Linked DNA regions of Homo sapiens: region 2 is linked to region 1. The links are chromatin loops, found by intact Hi-C in ENCODE. Cell type or tissue: gastrocnemius medialis. All regions are shown on one strand. Links, peaks and the distances in the headings refer to the core of each region. The heading gives the core; the rest is flanking DNA.

Region 1 (10,615 bases), core at 1,679-9,678:
GATGAGGTTTCACCATGTTGGCCAGGCTGGTCTCGAACTCCTGGGCTCAAGTGATCTGCCCTCCTTGGCCTCCCAAAGTGCTGGGTGGCATGAGCCACCGCGCCGGGCCTTCATAAGTGTTTTTAAAGTGCTGGTATCCAAGTATGAAAAAACAGCTTAAAATGTGTTTCTAATGATTATGGGCTTCTTGCTGGTCTTACTTCCAGGCTAGAATTCCCAGGTGTTATATCCTACTCATTTTTAATATGAGATCTTGAACTGTATGCTTAAAATCAATTTTTACCCCCAATTTGCACTCTATCAACTGCTGGATTTCTGGTTTGCTATTGGGAGCAAATGTCACTGTGCAAACCTTTTTTTCTGTTTCAGATGCAACATAAAAAATACATCTGTAGCAGGAGTCTAGGAATTCCCTCTAAGGAGCAAGAAAGTGTGACTGAGTCAGCACTGCCTTCTCTTTTGTGACAGTATGCAAATTGCCAATGGCAGAGTTCAAGTGCATTCAAATATGTGGCATTTTTCACAGCTCATTGTTCTTTATCTCTTGTATTCCTGAAAACCACTTGAGATTTGCGTACATGATAAATTTCCCTTTCTTGGTGATAAAAAAGGCTGTAGGTTTTACAGTCAAGTCTACTTCCTTCAGGAAAGTCTCTGGAGAAAAGCTTTTGTTTTTTTCTTCTATTCTCTTCCTCTCACTGTAGTAAATGAAGATAATGTAGAGACACCAGGGTAACAGAGCAAGTAACCTCATGAACTCAAAGACAGCAGAAATGTAGGCACACAATTTTGACACAAATTCATAGCTTTAGGCTGGGTGCCGTGGCTCATGTCTGTAATCCCAGCACTTTGGGAGGCCGAGACAGGCGGATCACCTGATTTCAGGAGTTTGAGACCAGCCTGGGCAACATAGCAAAACCCCTTCTCTACTAAAAATACAAAAATTAGCCCTGCATAGTTGGCGCTTGCCTGTAATTCCAGCTACTCGAGAGGCTGAGGCAAATCGCTTGATCTCAGGAGGCAGAGGTTGCAGTGAGCCAAGATCACACCATTGCACTCCAGCCTGGGTGACAGAGTAAGACTCTGTCTCAAAAAAAATAATAATTTACAGCTTTGATATCTACTAGCTTACATTCATTCCCAACCACTGTAACTGGTCCAATGTGGAGACTGATTCAACTTGAAATTTAACTTGCCCAGAAGGAATCACTTGCTTATCAGATTTTTTCTAAATTGAGAAAGTGATCTCACAATTGTAATTTTTAGCACGCAGGGCTTAGAGAAGTAAAATGACAGGGCTCAGAACCCAGAACTCAGACTTTCTCACACCGGTCACATCCCCTCCTTTCAGAATCCCACTGCTCCTCAGAAACAAGTGCTGCTGCTTGGGCACTGTTCTCTGAGTCTATGAAGTTTTCGGTTTTCTGGGAAGCCTTATTTGCACACATAATAAGAGCCTATAATCTAAAACGTGTGTTGATTTTGTTATCTTTCAAAGGGAACTATAAATCTACCTTCTCTTTCAGAAACTAAGCAAGTTTGTATTGAGGGCCAGTTATGTCCCAGGCTCTGCACTAAACAAGGTGTAGTGACAGTGAAGAATCCTGCCTTCAGGGAGCTTTCAGAACTGCCGAGGATAACAGCAGCTAATGCTTTCATGGCATTTACTATGCATTCTATAGGCATTATTCCAAGTGCATCAATTTGTATCTTATATGAGATTGGTCTATTACTATTCCCATTTTATAGATAAGGAAACTGAGACACTCAACTAATAAGTGTCATAGCCAAGATTTGAATCCAACTTTAAATAAGTAATTATTAAGGTTAATAAGTATTATTGAAGGACAAGGTAACGTGCTGTGGGAACTTTTTTTTTTTTTTGAGACAGGGTCACACTCTGTCGCCCAGGTTGGAACGCAGTGGTGTGATCACAGCTCACTGCAGCTTTGACCTCCTGGGCTCAAGCAGTCTTCCTGCCACAGCTTCCCAAAGTGTTGAGATTACAGGCAGGAGACACCACACCTGGCCTGTGGGAACTTTGCTAATGTGATTTCACCTAATCCAGGTGGTTAGATGAGTAGGAATTAGGCTGGAACTGACCCAGGAAAGGGCTTTTTAAGTATATTCCTCCTGCCAACTGCACAGACAAAATCAACCCACTGAGACCACAGCATTGCAGTAAAGAAAGAGTTTAATTGACGCAAGACCAGCCCATGCACAGGAGAACTGGAGTTCAGTCTCCCTGAAGGCTCAGACTTTGGGGTTTTTATGGACAGTTTGGTGGGCAGGGGGCTAGGGAATGGGTGCTGCTGATTGGTTGGGGGTGAATTCATAGAGGTGTGGACACAGTCCTTGTTTACTGATCCACCTCTGGGTGGGGCCACAGGATCAGTTGAATCATGAGTCACAAGTCCACGTGGGGTCAGTTTGAAAGATATCTCAAAGAACCAACCTTAGGTTCTACACTAGTGATGTTATCTACAATTGGGGAAATCAAAAATCTTGTGACCTCTAGCCATATGACCCCTGAGCAGCAAGGGATTATAGAAATTATGCCTCTCTTAGCAAAGAGTTCAGGCCCCTCTCATAATTCCTATTCTTTCTTTTTTTTTTTTTTTTTTTTTGAGATGGAGTCTCGCTGTGTCACCCAGGCTGGAGTGCAGTGGTGCAATCTTGGCTCACTGCAACCTCCACCTCCCAGGTTCAAGCAATTCTCCTGCCTCAGCCTCACGAGTAGCTGGGACTACAGGCACATGCCACCACGCCCGGCTAATTTTTTTGTATTTTTAGTAGAGACAGGGTTTCACCATGTTAGCCAGGATGGTCTCAATCTCCTGACCTTGTGATCCACCCACCTCAGCCTCCCAAAGTGCTGGGATTACAGATATGAGCCACCACGCCCAGCCCCGATAATCCTATTTTTGTGGCCTTTCATTACTCTTACAAAAGGAGCTTTTGATCCCTAAGCAAGAAAGGGGTTAGTTTTAGGTGGGGACTATTATCATCTTTGCTTTCAAGTTAAACTATCCACTAAATTCCTCCCAGAGTTACTATGGCCTACATGCAGGAATGATCAAGGACAGTGAGGTGGTCAAGAAGCTAGATCAAGTCAACTATGTCACATTTCTCTTACTGTCATAATTTTGCAAAGGCAGCTTCAGCTACAAAATGGAAGCCCAAGGACCAAAAGTAGTAGTAAACATTAGTGTTTGTTTGTTGTTTGTCTGATGGGCATATTTTAAGAATTGTTAAATTTGAATGCTTTTAGGCTGAACCACCATCTCTGTTTGTTTGTTTTGAGATGGGGTCTCACTCTATAACCCCAGCTGGAGTGCAGTGGCACGATCTCAGCTCACTGCAACTTCTGCCTCCCGGGCTCAAGCGATCCTCCTACCTCAGCCTCCTGAGTAGCTGGGACCACAGGTGTGCACCACCATGGCTGGCTAATTTTTGTATTTTTTGTAGAGATGGGGTTTCACCGTGTTCCCTAGGCCAGTCTCCTGAACTCAAGTGATCCACCCACCTCGGCCTTACACAGTGCTGGGATTACAGGCGTGAGCCACCGCGCCTGGCCTAATTTGTTGTCTTATACTCAGTTCACGTCATTCACCTTCAGTTGGCTCCCTTGCAGCCTGATGCCTGGATGCATCTGAGTTTGTTATCCTGGTGGATATTTTCTGGGAGAGATGGGCTCCACCCTGTTTCAATTAGGGATCTCTTTGTTGCAAGTGACAGAATCTCAATTTGACATTACTTAGACAAAAGGAGAAATTTACTCAAGGGCTAGAGGTTTGTTTGTTTGTTAGTTAGTTTGTTTGTTTTTCATATACTTGCAGGCAGCGTGTGGTTGACACTTAGCCTCAGAGGTGGTTGGAACCAGAGGCCTGCTGCTGCCAGGGTTCTCTCTGTTTATCTGACTTTCCTCCTGCAGATGTGCTTCTTCAGCCTGATGTGTGTATGGCTGCCCAAAGCTCCTAAGCCTCTCTGCCAGAAAAGAGCTGACTCTTCCCTTGGGTCTACTTTGGAAAATCCGTAGAATATTCTTGTGTGGTTCAAGTGTCCACCCTTGGACCAGTTACTGTGGCCAGAGAGACAGGGCATTTTGATTGTCCAGCTTTGGGACAGAGATCAACCAGCTTTGGGGATTGTCAGCTGGACATGTCACCCATCTGTTATATGGGATATTGCCAGTGTTGCCTTTTATGTCCACCCTTCAGAAGCTCCTTCACTTGATCACAGTAATTTTCCTGGCCCACAAAGCATTTTCTTTCAGAGCTCATAGTGCTGTGCTGAAGATTATAGCATCATGCTGCCAGAATGTGTCATATCAGTTTATTTCATGAAATGAGATGACCTTTCTACAACATTTCTTCATTCTTCTTTTTTAGGGGTCCCTTGCAAAGTAAACACATTAGAATGTCCCCAAACCTCAGTTTTGAAGGCATTAAGAGCTCCTTTTGTGTAATAATTGGGCAATTAGCAAATTATAAATTCATGTTTAAACACAAAATATGAAGGAAAGCGACCCAAGGTCACTGCCGTGGCTACTGCCATGATTTTTTTTCCCAACCCAAGTTTAAAATAAGCAGGCATGACTTGTTCTGACCTGATATTGGATCTAAAAACGGAATCACTATGTCATTGCTGGCTAAGAATCTTGCGTGTGTTGCTGGGAGGAGGTAAACAGTACTTTCCCTTTCCCTGAAGGTTTACTCAGTTAAGAGCAAGGGCTCTGCAGCAAGATGTGTCTGAGTTAAGTTCTGGCTTGGCAAATAATAATTTAGCCTCTCTGTGCCGCAGTTACCTCAGCTCTGCTGAGGTATATAATTATACCTCAATTATATTATAAGAGCAATAATTATAAGAGCAATAATTGTCCCTAATACACAGGTCTGTTGTGTACACCAACAAATGGGTAATATGCCTAGCTCAGTAACAGGCACATACTCAGGAGATTTTAGCTGTCATAATTTTCATCATCATCACGTACCAGCTCCATCCCTTGGCTCGGATGTTTAAGAGTAATCAATATAAGAAATGAGACAGTGCGTCAGACCAGATGCTTTTCAGAAATCCAGTTTTCTCATCTATTCCTTCTACATTTTTGAGGACAAGAAAAAAGGAAGGAAACTGACACTTCAGGCTCCTGCTACCCACCACACACCTTCACGCATCTACCATTCAGTTGTATTCATTTCTATGATTATTTCTTTAACATCTGTCTCACTAGGTCTGTAAATGTGCTCAGGGCAAGGGCTCCTCTGTTTTTCTTTTTGTTTGTGCTGGCATGTAGTAGGTGCTCAGTAAGCATGTATTGAATTCAACTTTGCTCACAACCCCTTATTCAGGTAGCAGTTATTGCATTCTTAATAAAAAAATGAAGGTTTCCAAACACTATTACTGCTAGTAAGTAGCAGAACAAGTCTGAACCCAGATTATCTGGCTGTTATTCCAGTGCCATTTCTTTTTTCTAAAAAGTTCAAATGATAAGGAAGAATAAAACCAAATTAGTACTTCTTCCATGTGATGTGCAAATTGGATTTTTAAACCTGTAGTTTGGGAAGTCAGGTCCTTTGTCCCACTGCTGGTTAATTGGGGTTGAAACCAAGGTCGAATTGCAGATCTACAATATCATTTTCAAACAGAGGCACTTACTTTTGCTCCTCCTAAGGCCATTTGATACACACTGGTAGGAGTAACACCAATAGTTTCTGTTTACGAGGCAGGTTAGAGTTTTTCCTCTAAAAATTCCCATGAGCCTTATTGACCTTTTCACGTCTTTTTTCTCTCTTTTCAAGTGTGATCCTTTAAAGTAAAGGCCACAGAGTCATCTTCACTGTGTGACCTTCCTTTCATGGCTGGTTCTCAAATCCACGTGGGTGCATTTAAGATTTAAGTTCCCGAACTTTGATTCACTCAGCACTAACACTTTATAAAGCCCATATTCTATTCTGCCATATGTTGAAGAAAGAAATAAGACAAAGTCGATCATATTAAGATATGGGAGACACATACATAAAAAGATACAATATAATCTTGCAAATAAGTGATAAAATTCATTGGTTCATCTTGTGGAAGGGGCACCACCCAGGGGCTAAGGGAAGAATTACAAGAGGAGGTAATTTTTTTAGTTCATTTTATATCATATCATCTGTTTAGAAGCAAAATTTATAAAGGGCAGGGGAGCAGTCCTAGGATCTTTCTCATAGAAGGGGAAAATTAAAGAGAATCTGAATGAGTGAGATAAGTCTGGCCCCCCAAAAATCAGTTAGAAAGTAGGCAGCTAAGTGTAGGCATGGTCATCCAGGAGACCTAGGCTCCAGTCTCAGGATAGTGCTTACTGGGGTTAAATCTTTCAGGTTGTAAACCAATGGGGAATTAAGGACATAGGATGAGATTGTAACTGAATCTAATAACAATGAACAGCTGGGCATAACTTGGTCACTATCTATTGTATTGTTATACATCGAATGGGAGCCTGGTGAAGAAAGGCTGTGTGAACATGCCTAGGAAAGAGACCCGAGGCAGGGGATGTCAGATTCAATTAAAAGCAAAAAACAAACAAACAAAAACCAGTTACAGAAAATACTGTGAGATACAAAGGTAAGTTAGTCTTACTTACTCTAAAAATTGCCTCCAGCATTTCCTACAGGAGAAAAGTGTCCTTTCTAGGTCGCTTCCAAGACTCTTAGCACCGTGGTTATGGGTGCATGTTCTGGGCTCTGCACTAGTCCCCTGTAGTGCATTTAGGAACATGGGGCTACCATAGCCCAATTCCATTTACTATCATCATTAGCATCTTTAGTAAATATTATTAATTGCCAGGTGTGTTGCTAAGGGTGCTCATGTATTACTTCATTTAATCTTTTCAGCATCCTGAAATTATAGCTACTTTTATTTTTTTCCATTTTATGGATGGGGAAATTAAGGCTTGAAGAGGGCAAATAACCTGTTCAGGTTTGTAGATCACTTTTTTTTTTTTTTTTTTTTGAGACAGAATCTTGCTCTGTCACCCAGGCTGGAGTGCAGTGGTGCAATCTCAGCTCACTGCAACCTCCGCCTCCCCAGGTAAAAGCAATTCTTCTGCCTCAGACTCCCGAGTAACTGGGATTACAGGCACCCAGCTAATTTTTGTATTTTTAGTACAGACGGGGTTTTGCCATATTGGCCAGGCTGGTCTCGAACTCCTGACCTCAGGTGATCCACCGCCCCCACCTTGGCCTCCCAAAGTGCTGGGATTACAGGCGTGAACCACTGCGCCCGGCCAGGTTTGCAGAACTCTTAAGTTGAAGAGCTAGGATCACAGACTCCTAACATTCCATTCATTATACAAGTTATCCCTACCTTCCAGATCAGCTTACCTACCTGCTGTCTGTGTACTACACCTCACCACCTGGGTGTCTCTCAGACGTTACCAAGAGACAGAGTAAACCCATGCTTTCTCCTATCCAAACCAGTCTCTCCTGTTCCCTGCTTTGTCCAAACCCAGTTGCAGGAATTTATGCCTTAAAGTAAACCATCGTATGATAATTTCCCCTGAAAATGTGCCTATTAAAAAAAAAATAGGATATGATGGGAGGCAGACATAAACATTCTGGTCAATTTATTGGTGTTATTATTTATTTCAGTTAATAAACTGCCCTTTCGCTATGCTTCACTTTCCACGTGTTTAGGCAGTTTGGATTCTCCCAAGTCTGGATTCTGCACTCCTCCGTGGGGTTTAGAGCTAACTTACCTTTATCCCCCAGTATTTTCTGTAGCCGTGGTTTTTTTTGTTTTTGTTTTTTTGTTTTTTAATTCTAATTGAATGTCTTAAGGGGAAAAAACTCTAGTTCAGGATTTGAGCCCTGAACAGATAGTTTTATAGGGATATTAGTGTAACGAAAAAGAAAAAACTCTGGCTGGAATGACCATCAAAGGATATCTGGCCGAGTGTGTTGTTGCTCGTGTAGTCCCAGCTACTCAGGAGGCTGAGACAGGAGGATCACTTGAGCCCAGAAGTTTGACGCTATAACGAGCTCTGCCAATTGGGTGTCCACACTAAGTTCGGTATCGATATGGTGACCTCCTGGGAGGAGGGACCACCAAGATGCCTAAAAAGGGGTGAACCAGCCCAGGTCAGAAACAGAGCAGGTGAAAACCCCTGTGCTGATTAGCAGTGAGATCATGCCTGTGAAGAACACACTGCGCTCCAGCAGCAACATAAAAAGACCCTGTCTTTTATTTAAAAAAAAAAAAAAAAAAGAAGAAAAAGAAAAAGAAAAGAAATCTGATAGGTCTAAGGCCTCACAGATCTGAAAGGGCTGAAAAAACATTTGGAAATGACAAGGCTGTGTTCATTTCTAAGAGTTAGTCCAGTGGGTGAATGAAACTTTTTTGCCCAGTGTTTTGGTCATTTTTGTAGTAGACTGAAGCCCAATTAAATGTACTAACTGCTGAAATTGGAAAGTGCGGTTGAGCCCTCCAATGCTGCTAATTGGTTGTGTCTTTTACATTTCAGGAAGACATGTCCCAGGTGATTGGTCAGGGCATGGTGGCAGATCAGCAGAAGGCACTGGAATACCCACCTGACAATGTACATAACTTGTACTTTAGGTTTTGCTCTTCTGGGGTTGCGTGCGTTATAGACCGGGTTCCAAAAGAAAAGGAGGTGATTGCAATGAGATCAGATCTTTTATTACTTGACAGGAGGTTGTGGAGTGTCATGCAACCTGAAATCAAGCCACAACTGTATCATTGATTCTGTGCAAGTTGATGCAAATATCTTGTGTTCACCTCTCTGTCCCAACCCCCTAAACAGATGCTTAAAAGGGCATCCCTGGCTGGGCATGGTGGCTCATGCTTGTAATCCCACCACTTTGGGAGGCCAAGGCAGGCAGATTGCTTGAGGTCAGGAGTTCCAGACCAGACTGGCCAACATAGCAAGTCTGCTAAAAATACAAAAATCTCTTCCAAAAATACAAAAATTAGCCAGATGTGGTGCATGCCTGTAGTCTCAGCTACTCAGGAGGCTGAGGCCTGAGAATCACTTGAACCTGGGAGGCAGAGGTTACAATGAGCCAAGATTGCACCACTGCGCTCCAGCCTGGGTGACAGAGTGAGACGCTGTCTTTAAATAAATAAATAAATAAATAAATAATAAAAGGGTATCCCTGAAAACACCCTTGCACTTAAATAAATTCTATCTAGCCAGGCACAGTGGTGCATACCTGTAGTCCCAGCTACTCAGGTAGCTGAGGCAGAAGGCTTGCTTGAGCCCAGGAATTCCAGACCAGCCTAAGCGATATACTGAGACTCCATCTCCAAAAAAATTTCTGAGAGCACCATGTCTTACACAATATTAGAAATAAAAATTACAAATGGAAGAATTTCTATAAAATAACTTCAGTGTTCCTTACATTTGAATTTCACTTCTCTTAAAGAACTATAAACTTTTATCACATTTTTATACTTTTGTTGCTGTTGAGCTTTTTCCTTGCTTTTTTTAACTCCAGATTTTCATATCTGTGTACTAATCTATGTTTTTATGTGTCTAAAATGTATACATTATTACTGTGTTAGCTATTTTTATATTTAAGAAACTATAGATTACTAGAGTTTACAGGAAATATATATTTCAAACATTGCCAAAGAAAATGCCTTTGAAAATTCTGTAAAATTATATGCTGAAAACCCAAATTAAAAAAAATAGTGGGGGGAGGGGGGAGGGATAGCATTAGGAGATATACCTAATGCTAAATGACAAGTTAATGGGTGCAGCACACCAACATGGCACATGTATACATATGTAACAAACCTGCACGTTGTGCACATGTACCCTAAAACTTAAAGTATAATAATAATAAAATTAAAAAAAAAATAGATACAGAATGAACCTTAAAAATAACCAAATTCAGTTCAACTGAAAACCTTTAAGCAATTTTTTTTTTAAGAGTCAGGGTCTTACTCTGTTACCCAGGCTGGAGTACAGTAGTGCAATCATAGCTCACTCTAACCTCAAACTCCTGGGCTCAAGCAGTCCTCGCACCTCAGCCTCCCAAAATGTTGGGATTATAGTTGTGAGCTACTGCATCTGGCCAATTATAATTTTTAAATTTAAAAGCAGGTTTTGCTTGAATGTGTTTGCAAATACATTAAGGTATTAATACTTTATATACTCCCGGCTGGGCACAGTGGCTCATGCCTGTAATCCCAGCACTTTGGGAGGCTGAAACGGGTGGATCACCTGAGGTCAGGAGTTCGAGACCAGCCTGGCCAACATGGCAAAACCTCATCTCTACTAAAAATACCAAAATTAGCCAGGCGTGGTGGCAGCTGCCTGTAATCCCATCTACTCAGGAGGCTGAGGCAGGAGAATCACTTGAACCCAGGAGGCGGAGGTTGCAGTGAGCTGAGATCACAGCACTGCACTCCAGCCTGGATGACAGACCAGGGCTCTGTCTCAAAAACAAACACACAAACAAAACTTCATATACTCCCACCTACCTCAAGCACATATCAAACATCTCTAAAATATTACAACCATAGAATTTTAGAGCTAGGGCGAATCCTAAATATCATCTTACATTCTTCTTCTTGCAGAACAATGAGCACCTAAACATCTAAATTATTC
Region 2 (10,615 bases), core at 1,408-9,407, 150 kb before region 1:
GGAAACTTTTGTTTGGATGACACAAACAGTGCAATTTCTTTCAATTATTCAAACAAAGAAAATCTCTTCAGCACCATGCCATGCTCAAGTTACTTATTCCCTATGTAGTATAATAGACTGCCACATTGTACATTCAGTTCATCAGGCATTGAACCATCTGTGGTTCTAGCCAAGGGAGCATATCCCATTGATGATGTTAATTACCATGTCCATGACTTGTTCCATTTTCAACTTTGTTTATAGGGCAAAGTGACTCTTTTTTTTTTTTTTTTTTTTTTTTTTTTGGAGACAGGGTCTTATTCTGTCACCCAGGCTGAGTGCAGTGGCACAATCATGACTCACTGAAGCCCCGATCTCCTTGGCTCAAGCAATCTTCCCAGTTCAGCCTCCCAAGTGGCTGGGACCACAGGCATGGATCACCATGCCCAGCTAGTTTTTGATTTTTTTCCCGCAGACAGGGTCTCCCCTTATTCCTCAGGCAAGTCTTGAACTCCAGGCTCAAGTAATCCTCCTGCCTTGGCCTCCCAAAGTGTTGGGATTACAAGCATGAGCCACTGCACCTGGACAGGGCAAAGTGATTCTTATTGAGTGAGGCAAATGAAAGGAGAATCAAGTTTCATGTCTTTGTAAAATGGTGCTGTCTTTGGTTTACTTATTATTGCAAGTAGTACTGATTATCCAGAAATAGAAAATATAGGCAATGCTTAATCATTTTTATCTAGTTTACATTAAATTTTGAACTTTCCTTAAAACCCCCAAAATAAGTCATTTTCTAATGTTGTGCCCATCAAAGGTGATGTCTAAAAGTACCTTGGTCACATAAACATTCTCCTCAACACTATGAATTGAGCGGTTGTTTTTATCTGTGTGCATTATCAGCTGCCTTAGGAGCATCACCAGTACACTTTCTTGGGTTTTTTTTGTTGTTGTTTTTTGTTTGTTTGTTTGTTTTGGGACAGAGTCTCGCTCTTCGCCCAGGCTGGAATGCAGTGGTGTGATCTCAGCTCACTGCAACCTCCGCCACCCGGATTCAAGTAATTCTTCTGCCTCAGCCTCCTGAGTAGCTGGGATTACAGGTGCATGCCACCACGCTCAGCTAATTTTTGTATTTTTAGTAGAGATGAGGTTTCACCATGTTGGTCAGGCTGGTTTCGAACTCCTGACCTCGTGATCCGCCCACCTCGGCCTCCCAAAGTGAGCCACCGCACCTAGCCACCAATACACCTTTTAAATCTTCTTACCCTGACTTTCTCAAGTGTATTTTCAGCCTTCTGGAAAAATGTGTGTATCTACTTGGATGTACTTGGCAAATACTTATTTGAGAGTAAGGCCCATAGAAAGTTTTTCTGTAAGGTAATTTTTTCCACTTAATAACATAACTGCACTTCACAGAAATTCCATCATCTATATATTTTTATATATATATATATATATATATCATATATATGACAAGTCAGATAGTTTCTGACTTGTCAGGGAGGCAAAGTGTTTTGTTTAAGATTCTTCAGGACAAGGAACACATGCCTGTAAACCCCACCAGTCTTTGAAATCTGACTTAGGTTGTTATATGTATTAAACAGAGATAGAAATATTAGGTACTAGCACAGTGCCTCTTCACATAGCACTGTATATATGTTAATGTATCATTACTGCTGTTTTTTTACATAAATGACACATTTCTGAGACTTTCTCATTTATTCTAAACTTTATTTTCATTCTATATTAATATATATATATTTTTATATTAAAAAATTGGATATCTTCAGCTCATTATGTTTATCATCACGTGTTGCTTTCTTTCTTCCTGTATTCCAGTTGTGCTTACCAATACCATTGTTCTATAAGGGTACCTACTTTTTTTGACACATGAACATTTTGCATATTAATCACCTATAAATATATTTTTACTTTCACGAGAAATACAGTCTTCTGTTTTCCTGAAAGGTGGAGTCTCATTGAGCATTTTGTCTTCTAAATTTTGCTAAAGATATATGTACAGAAGAACATTTCTCTGCTATTTGAAAAACAGTGGGCTGGGCGCAGTGGCTCACGCCTGTAATCCCAGCACTTTCGGAGGCTGAGGTGAGAGGATCACTTGAGGTCTGGAGTTGGAGACCAGCCTGGCCAACATGGTGAAACCCTGTCTCTATTAAAAATAGAAAAAGTAGCTGAGTGCGGTGGTTTACACTTGTAACCTCAGCTACTTGGGAATGAGGCACAAGAATTGCTTGAACCTGGGAGACACAGGTTGCAGTGAGCCAAGACTGCACTGCAGTGGCCACTGCACTCCAGCCTGGGTGACAGAGTGAGACTCTGTCTCAACGAATGAACAAACCAATGAAAGAAAGAAAGATAAGAAAGAGAGAGAGAGGGAGGGAAGGAAGGGAGGGAGGGAGGGGAGGGGAGGGGAGGGAAGAGGGGAGGGGAAGGTAGAGAGGAGGGGAGGGGAGGGAAGGCAGCGTAAACATTGTGAGTGGCAGCTGACATTCTGTCTCATCCCAAAGCTTCTATTTAGCATCAGCTAGTTTTTCTATGGGAGAAAGTAGTAGTGTGGGCAGATAGTTTCTGACTTGTCAGGGAGGCAAAGTGTTTTGTTTAAGATTCTTCAGGACAAGGAACACATGCCTGTAAACCCCACCAGTCTTTGAAATCTGTCTTAGGTTGTTATATGTATTAAACAGAGATAGAAATATTAGGTTACTAGTAGCACAGTGCCTCTTCACATAGCACTGTATATATGTTAGTGTATCGTTACTGTTGTTTTTTACGTAAATGACACGTTTCTGAGACTTTCTCATTCTAAACTTTATTTACATTCTATATTAAAAATGAAAATTTAATCTTAAATTGCATTTAGGGGAAAATGGGCTTTTTGTTTTGTTTTTAATTATCTCCAGGCAGGCAGTCTTTTAATTTCCTGAGCAAGGAGTTTTTTTTTGTCTTTTTCTTTTTAATTTATTTATGTATTTTTTGAATCAGGATCTTGCCCTGTCACCCAGGCTGGTGTTCAGTGGTGCAATTGTGGCTCACTGTAGCCTCGACCTCAGCCCCACAAGTATCTGGGATTACAGGCGCACGCCAACACACCCAGCTAATTTGTAAATTTTTGTAGAGATGGAGTCTCCCTTTGTTGTCCAGGCTGGTCTCAAACTCCTGGACTCCAGCGATCCTCCTGCCTTAGCCTCTCAAAGTGCTGGGATTGCAGATATGAGCCACTATACTTGGTCTATTTTTTTCTTTTAATCTTCATGTCTCTCACCAGATTTTATGCCAAGATTATCTGTGCTAGCTCTTTGAGGAGCTTCTTTTTATAAAATTAAACTGGTTCGTTCATTTATAAACATTTATTATGTACAGCTATGTATTAGGCCATTTCTGAGCACCAGAGAAATAGTGAAAAATAACACTGAGTTCTACTCTCATTAAGCTTATTCAGTGGTGGGAATAGATTTGTTAATTCCTCCTTATGCTAATAGTGATAGTGGAATATTGAGTACACACAGTGTGGGAGATAACATGCTTGAACTGGGGGTACAATGATGAATAAGGTAAATCTGTCAAACAGATGTGTTATCCTATGTTCTTGGATAATTAATTAGATCACCCCTAAAACTCTATCTTGCAAAATGTGATGTTTGGACTACAGTCAGTATGTGAACTTGTTTTTAGTCTTTTTCGTCTTCAGCTTCTGGATCTACGTACAGAAACCTGCATTTTTATGCCCTGATGGCATATATATAACTTTATAATATTTTAGAGTTATGTATCTTCTCAGGCTTTCCAAGTTTTATTGTTTGCTTTGAATTGTACTTCTCATACTTTTACTCTTTAGATGAAGTTACAAAGTTAAGATTTTAGCTGTTTAAACAAATACATTAAGGAATGTAATGATAGGCCAGGCTCAGTGGCTCACGCCTGTAATCCCAGCACTTTGGGAGGCTGAGGCGGGCGGATCATCTGAGGTCAGGTATTTGAGAGCAGCTTGGCCAACATGGTGAAATTCCATCTCTACTAAAAATACAAAAATTAGCTGGGTGTGGTGGCAGGCGCCTATTACCCCAGCTACTCAGGAGGCTGAGGCTGGAGAAGCGCTTGAACCCAGGAGGCGGAGGTTACAGTGAGCAGAGATTGTGCCATTGCACTCCAGCCTGGGTGACAAGAGCGAATCTCCATCTCAGAAAAAGAAAAAAACAGAAATGTAATGATTGAAAAAAAATTCTCCATTGTGGAATGTCAAGAGAAAAAAAAGGAATGATTATGTCGTTTAAACGTTTTCTTCCCCCCACCCCTTTTTTTGTCACCATAGGTCATTCCTAACGTACATAACAAGGCCAACAAAATCACCGGTAACCAGAACCAGGACACCCAAGAAAAGAAAGAAAAGGTAACTTGAACCTCTCAAGGATTTAAAAAATGTTTTTGTTTTGTTTTTGTTTTTGTTTTCCATATCTGGGCTATAATAGAAGTGGCTTTTTGATGAGTGTCAGTGTTGTAGGAGCACTATATTTATAATTTTTTTCCCTGCAAATATGACTGGTTCTTACCAGGATGGAGGACAGAAACCTGGTGCAGCATAGATGCAAAAATACTATAAACGGCCAGTCAGCCATCAACGTCTATAGATTTCTTTCCTGTTCAGACAGGCTGGTTGTTTGTCCATTCCCAGAACATGCCTCTCACACTGAGACTTTGATCTTGCTGCTCTCGCCTGGAAGTCCATTTCCCACATTGCTCTCCCATAAGAATCCTTTTCATTCTTTAAGGACCACATCAAAGGTCATCTCTCCTGAGAAAACTATCCTTCCTGTCAATCAGAATTAATCCTCCATTCCTGTTTGCCCACCTCTATTAAAGTAGAATCTGTTGACCTAAAAATTATTTTAAGATGTGGTGTCAAGTAGGGATGAATTTTCATTTTTTCTCATCAAGAGAACTTGTTGTTCTCTTGGGGAATTACTGTCCCACTGTTTTAAAATAGACCTCCTTTACCCACTGATTTGCAGTCCAACTCTGCTGTATCTCAGGTTACAAGGGGGAGTCTGTTTCTAAGCTTTCTCTTTGTTCCATTTGATCAACTTGTCTATCCCAGTACAAATGCTGCACTGACGGAATTATTAAAGCCTAGTAATCAATCTTTTTTCCTGATAGAGCACTTTCTTTTATATGTTTCTTCTTCTTAGACATGTCTTAACTATTTATATCATTTTTATTTTCCATATCCATTTAGAATCAGATTATTAAATTCCACAAAAGTTTCTTTTGGGATTTTGGTTGGAATTTTGTTGAATCTATAGATTAACTTAGAAAGAAGTTATATCTTTTGGATGTTGAGACTTTTAAGCCATTAATATGATTTTTTAATTTGTTAAATTCTTTTATTTCTTTTAATTAATTTTTATAATTTTCTTTTCTTTCTTTTTTTTTTTTGTTTTTGGGAGACAGAGTCTTGCTCAGTCGCCAGGCCAGAGTGCAGTGGCGTGATCTTGGCTCACTTCAACCTCCACCTCCTGGGTTCAAGGGATTCTCCTGCCTCAGCCTCCCAAGTTGCTGGGATTACAGGCATGTGCCACCATGCCCAGCTAATTTCTGTATTTTTAGTAGAGACAAGGTTTCACCATGTTGGCCAGGATGGTCTCGATCTCTTGACATTGTGATCCACCTGCCTCGGCCTCCCAAAGTGCTTGGATTACAGGCATGAGCTGCTGCGCCTGGCCTATAATTTTCTTTAAAAAGATACTGAAATCTTGATTTATTCCTAGGTATTTTATTTTGCTATTTAATGATATCTCTTTAAACTGTGTTTTCTGTTTGTTTCTAGTATGTAGACATAAAATTGACTTTTATATATTTATTTGACATCTTGTAACATTATTCTTTTAAAACATACAATAATCTAGTGGAGAATACTGGGAAAACCATAATGGTGAAACAAAAAAATAAAAATATAAACCTACCACCTAAAGATAAACTTATTAAACATTTCATATAGAACCTTTTAGTGTCTTTGTGTGTCTGCTCCATATATATATGTGTGTATATATGATATTTTTAATAAGAATATGAATCTCAAATTCTTATTCTATGTAGATTTTTATTTTTGGATTTTCTATACATATAATAAATAATAAACTCTTTGGAATAAGGTAATTTTCTTTTTCCCTTTCCAATCTTTCTTTCTCTCATTTTATTGTATCTGCTAAGACCTCCAGTACTGTGTTTAGTAGAAGTAATGATAGCTAACATTCTTGTCATTTTTCTTCCTGATATTTAAGGAAAAGCTTTTAATATTTCACTGTTGAATATGATGTACTGTAGGTATTTGTAGATAATCTGTCATGTAACTGTCTGATGGGTTCATCTTACCCACTGCCCAAATGCAGTCGATTTATCAAGACAGGGGAATTGCAGTAGAGAAAGAGTTTAATGCATACAGAGTTGACTAAATGGGAGACCGGAATTGTATTATTACTTGAATCAGCCTCCCTGAAAATTTGGAGGCTAGAGTCTTCTTTCAAAGATAGTTTTGGGGGTAGGGAATGGGGAATGCTGATTAGTTTGGTTGGTGATGAAATCATAGGGAGTCCAAAACTGTCCTCTTGTGCTGAGTCAGTTCCTTGGGGGAGGTGAGGCAGAAGACCAGAGAAGTCAGTTTACCAGTCTGGGTACGTCGGCTGATCCATCAGAATACAGAGTCTGGAAAATACCTTAAACACTAATCTTAGTTTTTATAATAGTAACATTATCCATGGAAGCAACTGAGGAGGTTAGGAATCGTGTGGCTTCTGACTGCATGACTCCTAAACCATAATTTCTAATCTTGTGGCTAATTTGTTGGTTTTGCAAAGATGGTCTGGTCCCTAGGCAAGTAGGGGGTTTGTTTTGGAAAAGAGCTGTTACCATCTTTGTTCCAAAGTTTAACTATAAACTAAATTCCTCCTATGGTCAGCTTGGCCTATGCACAGGGATGAACAAGGCCAAGATATTGGAGGTTAAAGGCAAGATGGAGTTGGTTAGGTCAGGTCTCTTTCACTGCCATAGTTTTCTGACAGTTATAATTTTTGCAAAGGTGGCTTCAATCAGGTTAAGGAAATACTCTCTTTCATTCCTACTTTGCTAAGAATTTTTACCATGAATGGCACTGGCATTGAATTTAATCAGATATATTACTAATCTCCAGTGAAAGAAGTATGTGCATCTATAAATTTTTTTCTCCTTGAATCCTTTAATGTAGTAAATTATATTAATAGATTTCAGAATGTTGAACCAATCTTGAATTACTGGAATGCAATTTATTTGTTTTGTTTTGTTTTTCCCCATTGCTGATATTTATTTTAGGATTTTTCCATCCATGGTCATGAGTGAGATTTGCCTGGAAATTTTCATTTATATACTGTCCTATCTGGCTTTGGTTATGGTAAACTACTAAAATGATCGGTAGGAGCATGTGTTCTTTTAAGTTCTCTGAGAGTTTGTATAAAAAAAGAAATTATTGGCCAGGTGTGGTGGCTCATGCCTGCAATCCTAGCACTTTGGGAGGCCAACGTGGGCGAATCACAAGGTCAGGAGTTCAAGACCAGCCTGACCAACATGGCGAAACCCCGTCTCTACTAAAAATACAAAAATTAGCTGGGCCTGGTGGCGTGCACCTGTAATCTCAGCTACTTGGGAGGCTGAGGCAGGAGAATCACTTGAACCTGGGAGGTGGAGGTTGCAGTGAGCCAAGATGGCGCCACTGCACTCCAGCCTGGACGACAGAGCGAGACTCTGTCTCAAAAAAAAAAAAAAGAAAAGAAAGAAAGAAAACATTATCAATTCCTTCAATCTTTAGTCAAGCTACCCTATGAAGCCGTTGTGGGCCTGTGTTTTCTATGTGGGAAAAATTTTAAATACTGATTTAGTTCTTTAATAGTTATTGAATCATTTGGATTTTCTATTTCTCCTAGTCATTTTTGGTCATTGACTTTTGTAGGAATATTAATATCACCTAAGTTTTTTACATTTGTTGGCATAAAGTTGTTTGTGTATTCTTTTTTTTTTTTTTTTTTTGGAGACAGTCTTGCTGTGTCACCCAGGCTGGAGTGAAGTGGCATGGCATCAGCTCACTGCAACCTCCGCCTCCCAGATTCAAGTGATTCTCATGCCTCAGCCTCCCGAGTAGCTGGGATTACAGGCATGCGCCACCATGCCTGGCTAAATTTTTGTATATTTTTTAGTAGAGATGGGTCTTACCGTGTTGCCCAGGCTGGTCTTGAACTCTTGAGCTCAGGCAATCTGCCCACCTCCGCCTCTCAAAGTGCTAGGATTACAGGCCTGAGCCACCGTGCCCAGCCATTTCTCTTAACTTTAATCATCTCTGCTCCATTCATAGTAGTTCTTTTTCATTCTGAAATAGGTAATTATGGCCAGGCCTGGTGGCTCACTCCTGTAATCCCAGAACTTTAGGAGGCCTAAGTAGGAGGATTGCTTTAGCCCAGAAGTTCCAAGACCAGCCTGGGCAACCTGGGAAGACCCTGTCTCTACAAAATATAAAATATTAGCTGGGTGTGGTGGTGTGCACCTGTAGTCCCAGCTACTTGGGAGGCTGAGCTGGGAGGATCACTTGAGCCAGGGAAGGCCGCAGTGAGCCATGGTCACACCACTGCACTCCAGCCTAGGGGACAGGGCAAAACCCTGTCTCAAAAAAATTTTTAAAAAGTAAAAAATAAAATAAAACAAATAATAATGAAAAATAAATTGTAAAAAATAAAATTGGTAATTATTTGCTATATCTTTTTCTTGATTAATCTTGAAAGTAATTTTTCATTTAATTTTTTTTTCTGAAGAATTACCTTTTGAAGTGTGTTCGTCTTATCTGTTATATCTTTTTTCTGCTTAATTAATTTTGTTCTCATCTTTATATTGCCTTACTTCCTTGTTTGAATTCATTCCCCTTTTTCACCCCTTAATAATCTTTAGTTAAATGCAGAGATTATTTATTTTCTACTTTCTTTCTTGTCTAAAATAATCATTTAAGGTTATAAATTTTTTCTTTCTTTTTCTTTTTTTTTTGGAGACACAGCCCTTACTCTGTTGCCCAGGATGGAGTGCAGTGGGGCAATCATGGCTCACTGCAACCTCACTGCCAGTAGTCCTCCCATCTGAGCCTCCCAAGTAGCTGAGACCACTGACGCGCACCACCACGCCCAGCTAGTTTTTTGTATTTTTTTTTGAGATGAGGTTTTGCCATGTTGCGCAGGCTGATCTCAAACTTCTGGGCTAAAGCAATCTGCCTACCTCAGCCTCCCAAAATGCTGGGGTTACAGGTTTGAGCCACTGCCTCTAGCCTAAGTTTTGCTAAGTTCCTGTTTACTACATTCTAAAATTTTAAATTGAATTTCTGTTTTTTGGTACTAAGGGTTTTTTGTTTGTTTGTTTGTTTTTGTTTTTGTTTTAGGCTCCAATGTGATTTCTCTTTGACCCAAAATGTATTTAGAAATATATTTTGAAGTTTCCACATGAATATTTTTTAAAATCTTTTTGTTCTTATTTTCTAATTTAGCTATAATCAGAGATTGTTGTGTATGTAATATTAATTCTTTGACATTGGTTGAGACATGTTTTTAATGGCCTAGTACATAGTTATTATGAAATGTTATATTTGTGATTAAAAAGGATAGCTATTATTTAGTTATTGAGTACAGGTTTTTATAAAAAGTTGATAGATCAAACTAACTATTTGAGTTATTCCGATTTCTTATACTTACTGATTTTTTTTGTTAGCATAACCTAATGATTGCCCCTTTTGATACTAAAATTAGTCTGTTTTTTGTGTATTTTTAGTTTTTATTTCACATGTTTTCAAGTTAATTTATTAAGTACATCCAAGTTTAAAATTTTTATATCATCCTTGGGAAATTGGCCCTTTTATTAATATGTGGCAGTGTTTAGTAATACCTTAAACATCTGTTTCACCCACTGATACGGTTTGGCAGTCTCCCCACCCAAATCTCACCTTGAATTCTCAAGTGTTGTGGGAGGGACCTGGTGGGAGATAATTGAATCATGGGGGCGGGTCTTTCCTGTGCTACTCTCGTGATAGTGTGATCTGGTGGTTTTAAAACCAGGAGTTTCCCTGCACAAGCTCTCTCTCTTTGCCTGCCACCATCCACATAAGAGGTGACTTGCTCCTCCTTGCTTTCCGCCATGATTATGAGGCCTCTCCTGCCTCATGGAAATGTAAGTCCATTAAACTTCTTTTTCTTCCCAGTCTCAGGTATGTCTTTATTAGCAGCATGAAAACGGACTAATATACCCACTATCACTGAAACCATGTTGACTTTCTTTTTATATTTGCCTGGCATGTTGGGTTGGAATTCGTTAAGCCACACACATAAAATGAAGTCAGGTCTTTAACTTCAGTGAATCTAGACTTGTATGGAATTCTTTTTTTTTTTTTTTTTTTTTTTGAGACAGAGTCTCGCTCTGTTGCCCAGGCTGGAGTGCAGTGGAGTGATCTCTGCTCATGCAACCTCCACCTCCCATGTTCAAGTGATTCTCCTGCTGCAGCCTCCTGAGTAGCTGGGATTACAGGAATGCCCACCATGCCCAGCTAATTTTTATATTTTTGGTAGAGATG

Evidence for each region. A loop is a pair of places that touch in the nucleus more often than their neighbours do. Peaks named below come from ENCODE experiments on the same cell type or tissue, not always from the same donor. Only the 100,000 strongest peaks of a DNase experiment are listed, where the experiment ranks them.
Region 2: a loop joins it to region 1, with 2.0 times the contacts of the local background. A loop is called at or near these places in 6 of 110 quality-filtered maps.

The regions. Positions count from the first base shown.
Region 1 is chr1:62,064,518-62,075,132 of GRCh38, forward strand. The region is part of intron 31 of PATJ (PATJ crumbs cell polarity complex component); the gene reads left to right. It also overlaps the pseudogene RN7SL180P. Among named protein-coding and RNA genes, the nearest start is that of MIR3116-1, 9.0 kb to the right of the region's middle. In gastrocnemius medialis, for the core only: a CTCF peak has its summit at 6,095; a DNase peak (open chromatin) is centred at 4,664; H3K4me3 peaks cover 1,093 bases; H3K27ac peaks cover 4,502 bases.
Region 2 is chr1:61,910,281-61,920,895 of GRCh38, forward strand. It overlaps PATJ (PATJ crumbs cell polarity complex component), which reads left to right. Exons shown (of 44, transcript NM_001350145.3): 26 at 4,307-4,384. Among named protein-coding and RNA genes, the nearest start is that of MIR12132, 70 kb to the left of the region's middle. In gastrocnemius medialis, for the core only: no CTCF peak of the experiment used is centred there; no DNase peak of the experiment used is centred there; H3K4me3 peaks cover 1,176 bases; H3K27ac peaks cover 4,481 bases.